Linked DNA regions of Homo sapiens: region 1 is linked to region 2. A link is a loop called in an ENCODE intact Hi-C map of the cell type or tissue named here. Cell type or tissue: endothelial cell of umbilical vein. All regions are shown on one strand. Region 1 overlaps FABP2 (fatty acid binding protein 2). Region 2 overlaps PDE5A (phosphodiesterase 5A).

Region 1 (5,000 bases), 240 kb after region 2:
AGACTTGGAAGAGTTGGAGGGTTGGCAGGGGGCGATGATAATTTACTTAATGGGTACAATGTACATTATTCAGGGGGTGATGGTTACAGCCCAGACTTTACCACTATGCAATATATCAATGTAACAAAACTATACTTGTACTCCTTAAATTTATATAAAAATACCTTAAATCTATGTTCATTTTATAATTTCATAAAAATCTTCACATAGGAAATAGTAATTATTTAGATTTTCACATGCTTCTCTTCATAAAAGCTCAATGTATTTTTATCCCTCTAATCTTATGTGTCTACCATATATGAATCAGGAAAAGGCAGGTATTAATCTCAATACAAAAACTGAGAGAGACAAAGGCACAAAGAAGTTTATTAGCTTGTCTAATATTGTACAAAGTCCATGATGAACAGAAGAATTAAATGTAGGTCTTGACTTTCAGCCTAGATCATTATGATCTATGCTATTACTCAGCCTGTTATAAACAAAAATATATTAAGAAAAAAAATGTCCTTAATTCCTCAGTGGCACCCAAGAATAGCACTCTAAATGAGTCAGGTCAGACTGTAAAATAATGGTGTTGAGTGATTAGACACTTATCTATTTCTAGTCTCATTGCAGGCTGACTTTTTTCACCATTTATATCCTTTCTAGAATTAAATTTCCACTATTTATTAGTATTGGAGAACAGCCTATTATTTGTTAAGTGACTTCCATTTCAACAACCGTTTTTCGGGAAAACCAACCTTGTCATTACACCACCCTGCTTGGCCAAAAGAGGGTCCCTGACCCAAGAGCAGCCAATCTACCACAATTTGGCCAGATCATGAGCTCTGTGTAGAAGGAAAAATGACAACTAACTGAACCTGCAAGAACCTCTTTCTAGGGAGTTTGAATTTGAGAAGTACACAGTTAGTAGTTGATAGCAAGGAAAAAGGCTTAAAGAGGACAAATAGAGCAGACAATAAGTAGAAGTCATGAGTACCTGAAACTATGAACAAGCAGTAACCATAGGGTAGATAGCAGAATGTCGGGGCAGTCAGAAGCAGTTGGAGTAGTAGAAGCTGAAATATTTACACATGCAATATGGTATCTGGGATTTGCTTCAAATTGCTTTCTCCCCAATCTAGGGTTGGGGAGGAAGATTGATACAAGTTGGCAATTCTTGCAGCTGTTGCAAAGTGCCTGACACATAATAACATATGATAGGTTCACTGAATAGGAACACAGGAATTCATTATATTCATCTCTGTACTTCTGTATGTATTTGAGATTTTCCATAACAAGAAGTTAAAAATATAGTACTTACATACACATATAACTCCAGAATCCAACCACTTCCCATCACTTCCACTGCTATCACCTTAGTATGAGCCACCATTATCTTTTTCCTGGATTACTGTTACAACTCTCTAAAAAGCCCAAGAACTTCTACCTTCCCTACTCCACCCCTTTAGTCTCTTTTTCTACACAGCAGCCAGAAGGATCCTTTAAAAATCTAAATCTGATCACATCGCTTATCTGCTCAAACTGCTGCAATGGCTTCCATTTTCACTCAGAGGAAAAAGCCAATGTTCTTACAATGACCTGTAAGACCCTATATGATCAGATGCCCTGTTACCTCTCCAACACGTGGTCCTGTTTTTCATGAAATATCTGGGGGAAGAGTGTTTCAAGCAGAGGAAACACCCTGGAGCAAAGACACCAAGGCAGTAGCAAACCTGGTAAATTTGAAGAACATAGCCTGGAAAGAGTCCCCAAATCACCCAGAGCTGACCAAAAACAAGACCAATGTTCAGGAAACACAGGCTGACTCAGCTTTCCTAAAATTTAGGAATGATGTGGTGAAAAAGAATGGGTTTTAGAATCACAGACTTGCCCAAATTCTTGTCTGCCCATTTACTGACTAAAATTCAAGTTCTGATTCTCTATTTTTCTCATTTGAAAAATGGGGAAAATGTAATGATTTTCTGAGCTTGTTGCAATTGAGGTATTATGTATAAAACATCGAGTGTAATGCCTGGCATATACCTGGTACTCAAATGTAACATAAACATGTACCCTTCTCCTCTAGAGAAAATGGGGCAAAGTATATCCTGAGTAGATGGGAAAACTCTTTTCTTAAAATACCTCTCATGGAGTCTGCGTGAGAGAGTGAGCCTTGGCCTGGTAGATGAGAATACTTAGTTCCAGTCCAGTCTGTGACATAACTAGCTGGGGACTTTGGGAGAGTCTCTTCATCTCTTTGGAATGTAGTTTAATCATCTTTAAAATGAGAGGATTGAACTAGATCTCCAAATTTTCTTTCAGTGCTAAGATTCTATGATGTCTGAATGACATTTAGTGATTCCTTCCTTTCTTAAGCAGCCTTTTTGGTGTGGGTCACAGGGGACAGGACATTAGAACAATGGAAGGTAGGATGGGAAGAGGGAAATATTTACATTATAAAGTATGGCTGGTTTCATGGGTGTATGGCTTGTGTGGGCTCAGAGGGCCCTGTGCTTGGTTTAATGCTCTTTTCTTACTGTCCTAAAATTCTCAATACTTTTTGAACAACTTCTGCATTTTCATTTTACACAGGGCCCTGAAAATTATGTGGCTTGTCCTATTTCTATGGATTGACTATTAATAAGTACAAAAGATATTTTCCTATGAGCAACTAGAGAGAATGGTAGCAAGACATCTCTAGGCACCTAAAGAAGGGTGAATGGATGGATGGAAAAGATAGTTGCCTGGGATAAAATGGAAGTGAGATAAGGTTATGTGGTGATGGGGAAGGGAAAAAGGAGGTAGATGGTCACTTCATCATTAAGAAGTGCTTCTTTACCTTTTGCTACTTGCTTTCTCTAAACTATAGTATAAGAATGCCATCTGCTGGCCAAGGATACAGACTCTTTCGGAGGTTTCCAATGCAGTGTCTTTGCCGCATTTCAGTGTCTAGGGAGTGTTCCAGAAAGGTCTGATATACCGTAGTCTACACTTTAAAATGTTAATTATTAAATGCTTCTTCAGTTCCAAACTCCACACTAAACAAAGCTAATACAAAGACTCCTCTTGAACCGATCCACTAAAACTGCTTTCATTTATTGAACAAAAAATAATTTTAAAAAAGCACTATGTGCCAGACAGCAAGTATTTAATGATGAACACTATTGGTAGAGATATTTAGGTGATTAAGAATTTCCTCAAATGGATACAAACTCTCAGGCTCATCTTGGGTCTGAATCGAAATACCAAGAATAGCATCATCATCTTCAGCATTGGATGGTCATCTAGAGTAGGGTTATACTCTCACTCAGTGGGTGCTAATATGCAGGGTGGTGTATATTGCCTTCAGGCCCGATGACCAACCTTCAAGCTATTGTCTGGAACAGATTTTACTGGAGAATTGACTGGAAAAGAAGAGTATGCAAGACAGTGGCAGAAGATGAAAGTTTGAAGCAAATGGTGGAAATCAATAGTCATGGATAAAGCATAGTGTTCCAGAGGGCTTCTCTCATCCATATATATCCTCATTGAAGATTCCATTAGAATGATGGATTGCGAGAAGTCCTCCCTGCCATGTAATCAAGATTTCCAGGAATGAAAGAGGGAGCTTAAACAATTAGTAGTTAGGACTGCTGTGAAATGAAGGAGTAGTAGAACTCTGAAGGAGGACAGGCAAGGAAGTGCTCCCTAAATGTCAGCCCAGTTTCAAAGCCACATCTCTCAGATTACAGGTAGTGTAACTGTTCTTATCAAATGATTCTGGCACACTCACTATATTCACTGGAGAAAACACCTGAAAGTCAAAGAACAGTACTCTTCCTAAACTTGAAAACAAAATGTCTTTTAGGTAAAGGAGTATATGCTCAATGCCTTCACTGGGTTTTAATTTAGAAACTTTTAAACAAGATTTTTTTTAAAAAAAGGATACTGAAGGGCATCATTGTGACACAGAACTTCCTCTCTTTAACATATACTTGGAACAGAGAAACCTCAGTAAAGATGGAGGTTATTTCACAATCCCAGTCCAGACTGAGTGTTTGTCCTGCATGTTCCCATGGCACAAAGTGTTCAACTCCAGCAATACCATTACTCTATATTCAATCTGCTTGCCTGCCTCCTCTAGTTTGTGAGCTATATGAGGGCAAGGATAGGGTCTTATATCTATACCCCACACTGTATCCCTCTAACACATAGCAAATATTAATGATTGTAATTTGGGGCATGCTGGGCAGCCCCAGCCTCAGAAAGCCAGCTTTCCCCATTCTTTCTTAAACCCAGAAGATCTACTGAGGGAATAAGTCCTTGTTGTTCTTTACAAACAGATAAACTTATTCTGAACCAGATCACCCTAGCCATATCTGATTAGGTCAAAAATGGCCACCTGACCCAAGGGCAGTCAATTTCTATACTTGAGAGCAGCCAATGATAGGAGAACTCTGTCCAAGACCAATAATTCTCATTAATTAAAACCAGGTAGGGTCTCTGTTGAGAATTTGACTTCAATACACAGAGAAAGTCATTAGCTAGTAATGATGGGCAAAAGTTAAGATACAGATGGAAAAGCAAACAACAGATGCCATGAGGTAAAAGCAGTCATGATGAGTTCTAGTAAACAAAAACCGGATAGAAGAAAAGAGGGGTGAGATAACATTTTTAGATGTGGAAGTAATGAATTCTTGCTTCTGGTGGATAAAAAGATAACTTGTTCAGTATAGGCTCCTCGTATTCTGAGTAGCCAAGAATACATATTCCTTTAACCAAATATGAACCAAGCACCTACCATGTGCTAAATATGACATGAGTTTTAGTGGTGAACAAGACAAATCTATTTTGTTCCCATGGAACTTTGAATCTGCTTAGCTTAGAATCTAGACATAGAAGACATATTGAATAAGTAAAAATTATTGCGATAAGTATTATAAAGGAGTAACGGTAGGCTTTCATAGAAATATATGCAATCTTGAATTATACTTTCCATTGAACTATTTTTCATAAGATGCTTAATTGTACAGACTTTC
Region 2 (5,000 bases):
TTAATGTGATTTAAAAAATTTTTTTTCTTTCTTATTTTCGAGACAGAGTATTGCTGTATCATTCAGGCTGGAGTGCAGTGGCACGATCTCACCATCGCAGCTCACTGCAACCTTGGTCTCCCAGGTTCAAGAAATTCTTGTGCCTCAGCCTTCCCAGTAGTTGGGATGACAGAGGCATGCCCACAACATCCAGCTAATTTTTGTATTTTTAGTAGAGTAGGGGTTTTGCCATGTTGGCCAGTCTGGTCTCAAATTCCTGGCCTCAAGTGATCCACCCACCTTGGCCTCCCAAAGTGTTGGGATTATAGGCATGAACCACCACACCTTTAATGTAATTTCAAAAGTATTTCTCTATGTTGTTAAAATTTTCACAGTTATTTTAATAATCACATAAAGTATTACTGAATGAAACATCTTTTTAAGAAGGGATTCTTTACCTGGGATTTAACAACAATCAATGTACTTAAGCGTTAAAAGCCAAAACTTGAGAATTTTCAATAAGTGTAAAAAATTTTGAAACTAATAAATCCATCAGCACCTAGAAAAAAACAAATAGTCCTCATATAATCATTCTTCCAAGAGAAAATCAGAAATTATATGAACGAAACTTTTATTTTAATTAAATGGGAAGCAGTTTTGAGGATGTCATAAAATGAGTACTTGGGTCTATTTTGTCCAAGAATAAGTAAAAATATACTACAAGTATTGGGGTCTTTTGTCAATTCCATAGCATGTATGTCTGTATCTAGATAGTTTTCATTACCTTGTCAAACTTATTTCTCAGCCTGTGTTGTCTGTTTTTAGGATTCTTTTTCTAGTGTGTTTCACATGGAGTGTGAGGAATTAGAAAAATCATCTGATACATTAACAAGGTAAAAGCACGTATTCTCTACTTGTCTTTATCACATGATATAATATTGGCTAAATAGTTATTTCATGACCAGTTTGATTTAAGAAATATAAGCTACAGATTATTTTATTGTCTCTTGTCTTTTCTCACATTTACGGTCCTAAGTCGTCCTCCATCAAGATGGAGAGACTATTGACCACAGTGACTTAAAGTTGTTACTTTGTTAAGTATTTATATTTAAATCAAAACTCATTACTAGACTATTATTTTGACAATGTGGTACAAGGAAGGGCCTTTTCTCCTATTAAAGGATTTTAGGAATTAGCAAAGGGTGGGGTGTAACTTGGAGGCAGATGGGGAATTCATTTGACTCAGAAGGTAGACCTGACTTTAAGCCTTGACTGCTGACTTGGGCATGAAGTGAGTAGTCAAGGGAGATAAACCATGGATTGTCTAACCAGAGAGTTTTCTGATGTCCTGGAATTTGGGGTTCACATGGTCATAATTGAATTGCTGACCTTTATTTCCTTCTTGGCTTTGCTGATCATGCATTGAAGATTATATCCCGTCTCCACACCTATTCTGTCCTAAGCTCCTGTGCCATTGCATTTTCTAGCAGATTTGACATTGTTTTAGTTAGTATTGAATCCTTTTGAAATGTCTGAAAATGTGCACATTAATATATATTATTTTAATTTTATGATGCTGTAATATCTTTTTTCCTTTTTGGAAAGAAGATTTTAGAAAGTTTCTAGGTAGGACATATGTAAATATTTGAATATTTTACTTTTTGGCTTGCATAAATAATGAGTTCCTATACATAAATAGAAATATAGGCATCTCTGTTTATATATTTACCTTTACCTCCATGGGACAATAGGAACATCAGTATGATAATCATATTAAAAGTCCAAAATGATGAATTATCTACATTATCTTTTAATATTTGTGCAGCAGCATATCCCTGTGTATTATATTTTAGGTATTGGCTTTTGATTTTTTTCTTATAAATTCAGCCAGGCCCTCTAATTTCTTTTAGCAGTAGCTGGACAAATCCAGTGAATTGGTGTGATAGTGACCTCTACTGGTAAATATGCATTTAAAAAAACACAAAAATGTCTTGCTATATATATATTTGTTTCTAAATACCACATTCCCTCTCTGTAGGAAAAATGGAAAGGATCTTTCCACTTATTGATTTAATGATTCCAAGACAGTCTTAGTATAAAGATATTTTTTATAAAGGTTAAATAGGTCAGTGTGATTACCTTAAAAGAGACTAATTTACATGGATCATTTTAACTGATTTATTAATTGACTTTACAATAATGAAAATCATTTCAACAGTAATAGCTTATGTTAACTAAACATTTAAAGTTAGCTTTTTTTTTTTTTTTTTTTGAGACGGAGTCTCGCTCTGTCGCCCAGGCTGGAGTGCAGTGGCGGGATCTCGGCTCACTGCAAGCTCCGCCTCCCGGGTTCACGCCATTCTCCCGCCTCAGCCTCCCAAGTAGCTGGGACTACAGGCGCCCGCCACTACGCCCGGCTAATTTTTTGTATTTTTAGTAGAGACGGGGTTTCACTGTTTTTAGCTGGGATGGTAAAGTTAGCTTTTATTATAGTGATACAGTAAAAGGCCTCTGAGATTTTTTTTATTTTAATAAAAATTAGGTAACAGGCCTAAATTTGCAGTAACTGAATTTAAAATGGTGTTTAGTAATGTTAACATTTTGAAAAAGGGCAAAACTAATATTGATACTTATTTTTCACCAGCAAATTCTTTATTTTGTTCCTAAAACTGATTATTGGTAGGATTTAGGACTCCAATTCTCATTATTAAAAACTTTGCCAATCCAAACTTTGCCATCTCTCAATTTGATGAAGTACTAGGCAATTTGATGTTAGCAGTAAGCAAATCATTCTTTTCAGGAAGTTATTTATCAATTAAAAAGTATAGCTCATTCGAGATTTTTCCAACCAATCCACTAATGACCTCATAAATTAATATACTGAAGATGGTTTTGAAATGTTAAATGTAAAACAACATATTCAGGGTGAACATTACACATAATTATTAGAAGCATATCATAAAAGGGATAAAGCATAGTAAGCTCTTGGGAGTTGAGTTGCCCAGGAATTTCCAAAGGGAGGCTCATTTCCACATGGTGGGAAGTTTTAGAGTTTTTGTGCTTCAATTCAAGAGCCACCCAATTAGAAGGAAAAAAATGAGTATAATGTTGTGCCGTTTATGTTAGCTCTTTAAGAAGTAGATATTTTAGTGCTATAATTCCATACTAATTAACTTTATGTTCATTCACAAATGCACATTTGTGTCATAAAATGATAAATACATAGAATTAATCCTTTTAGGTCACTTTCTTGGAATATACATATTAGTTTATACTTGTTATTGATTATCATATTAGAAAATATAAGTGTAATTAAATAAGTAAAGACTACTACTTTAAAAAATTGTGGATACAGTGTAGAAGAATGTAGAAGTCAGATTGATTGTATTTAAATGTAAGTATTTAAGTTGCACCACATACTGGGCTTACTAGCTGTGAGACTTCATGTAAATTATTTAATCTCTCAAAGCCTCAGTTTCTTCATCTGTAGTGGTAGTAGGATTGTACTAAGAATCAAATAAGATAATGTATATAAAATGCTTCAGAAAATTTCTGGCATTCAGTAAGTGTTAGCTATTATTTCCATGTCTCTTTGATTTTTTTTTTATTTGTCTTTGGTTTACATTACCTGCAGTGACTCCCATTTAATTCTAAAGCACAGAAATTTATCTTTTCAAGCTCCACGTACCTAATTCTCTCATCCCAACAATGCACTCATATACAGTTCATTGATACACATTGTACAAAAAGCCTTAGATGTGTGAGTTAGTCCAGGTCTTCCAAGAAACAGATGCCAAGATTAGATTAAATGTGCAGAAATTTATTAGAGAAAACACCCTGTGAGAACCAGAGGGAAGGAGCCAGGAAAGCCATCAGACCAACACGAAAGTCTGACCCAGAGTTAAGGAGAGGAAGAAGGAAGGAAAGTTGTACAGAAGTATCCTAGACAGCTGAACAGTTCTAAGGAAGGTTTGGCAAGGCTGCTGGGAAGTCCTCTAGCTGAAATTTACTGTGAGAAGAATACTGGGCCTCCCAGGATTAGGCCTACTTTAGTGTCCCTAGTGTGCTCAGTCTTTTTCTCTGGGATCAACCCTGGTAGAGGTGACCTCAGTGCAAACTTGTTGATGGCTTCCAGAGCACAGCAACTTGAGACATTGGTCAGCTACTCTTTCTACAATTGGAGCTCTGAGGCACATTCTAAAGGACACTATAATATTCCCATCAGTAAAAGAATGAGATCCATATTCCTTGTATTACACTTTCAAAATCTTTCACTATCTGTCCTAGCCTAACATTTTCAGCCTGAAATCATCATTTTATTCTTGACAATCTGTAACTATTTAGTGTTTCCCAGTTACACATAGAACTCTTCCATGTCAGCAATGTGTTTTATACTGTTTCGTTTTGTTTTGTTTTTTCCTGCCTGGAATACTCTACCTTTCATTCCTGATGTCTCTCCTTTAAAAATTCTGAACCAACTGTGAATTCATTTCTCTAATGCTACCTCTTCCCTATTCCACTCCATTTAGGTGCTACCTGTCCATCTTCTCCACACGTGTGGTGCTTGCATTGTTACACCGTATCACTTAGGATTAGGCTTAACTGTGGATCATGAAAACCCAAAATAAAAATAGCTTAAACAAGAACACAGTATTATTACTCTCTCCTGTAAAAGCCCAGAGGTAGCCAGCTCAGGCTCGGTGCTGTAGCTGTGCTCCACAAAGACCTTGGGGACCAAGACACCTTTGGACTTTCTACCTTACATCCCTAGGATATGGCCCTTTCCTTCAGGGTCAAGGATGCAGCTCCAGTCATTATATCCACATTTTAAACAGTAGGATGGGGGACTGGGAAAGAAGGGACAGACAGCATGTATCACCTGTCTCTTAGGAAGGTTACTAGAAGCCATCACAGACATTTACTCTTACATCCTGTTGTCTAGAACTTAGCCAGATGGCAATACTAAGCCACTAGGGTGGCTGAGAAATGTGGTCTTTATTCTGGGTGGCCATATATGTCCA

Evidence for each region. Peaks named below come from ENCODE experiments on the same cell type or tissue, not always from the same donor. Only the 100,000 strongest peaks of a DNase experiment are listed, where the experiment ranks them.
Region 1: a loop joins it to region 2, with 7 times the contacts of the local background. A loop is called at or near these places in 6 of 110 quality-filtered maps.

What each region holds. Positions count from the first base shown.
Region 1 is chr4:119,312,424-119,317,423 of GRCh38, reverse strand. FABP2 (fatty acid binding protein 2) reads left to right here. Exons shown (of 4, transcript NM_000134.4): 4 at 1-174. Among named protein-coding and RNA genes, the nearest start is that of FABP2, 7.2 kb to the left of the region's middle. In endothelial cell of umbilical vein, a CTCF peak has its summit at 2,896 (motif pointing left); a DNase peak (open chromatin) is centred at 2,873; H3K27me3 peaks cover 481 bases.
Region 2 is chr4:119,556,168-119,561,167 of GRCh38, reverse strand. PDE5A (phosphodiesterase 5A) reads left to right here. Exons shown (of 21, transcript NM_001083.4): 7 at 805-872. Among named protein-coding and RNA genes, the nearest start is that of PDE5A, 70 kb to the left of the region's middle. In endothelial cell of umbilical vein, a CTCF peak has its summit at 1,919 (motif pointing left); a DNase peak (open chromatin) is centred at 1,917.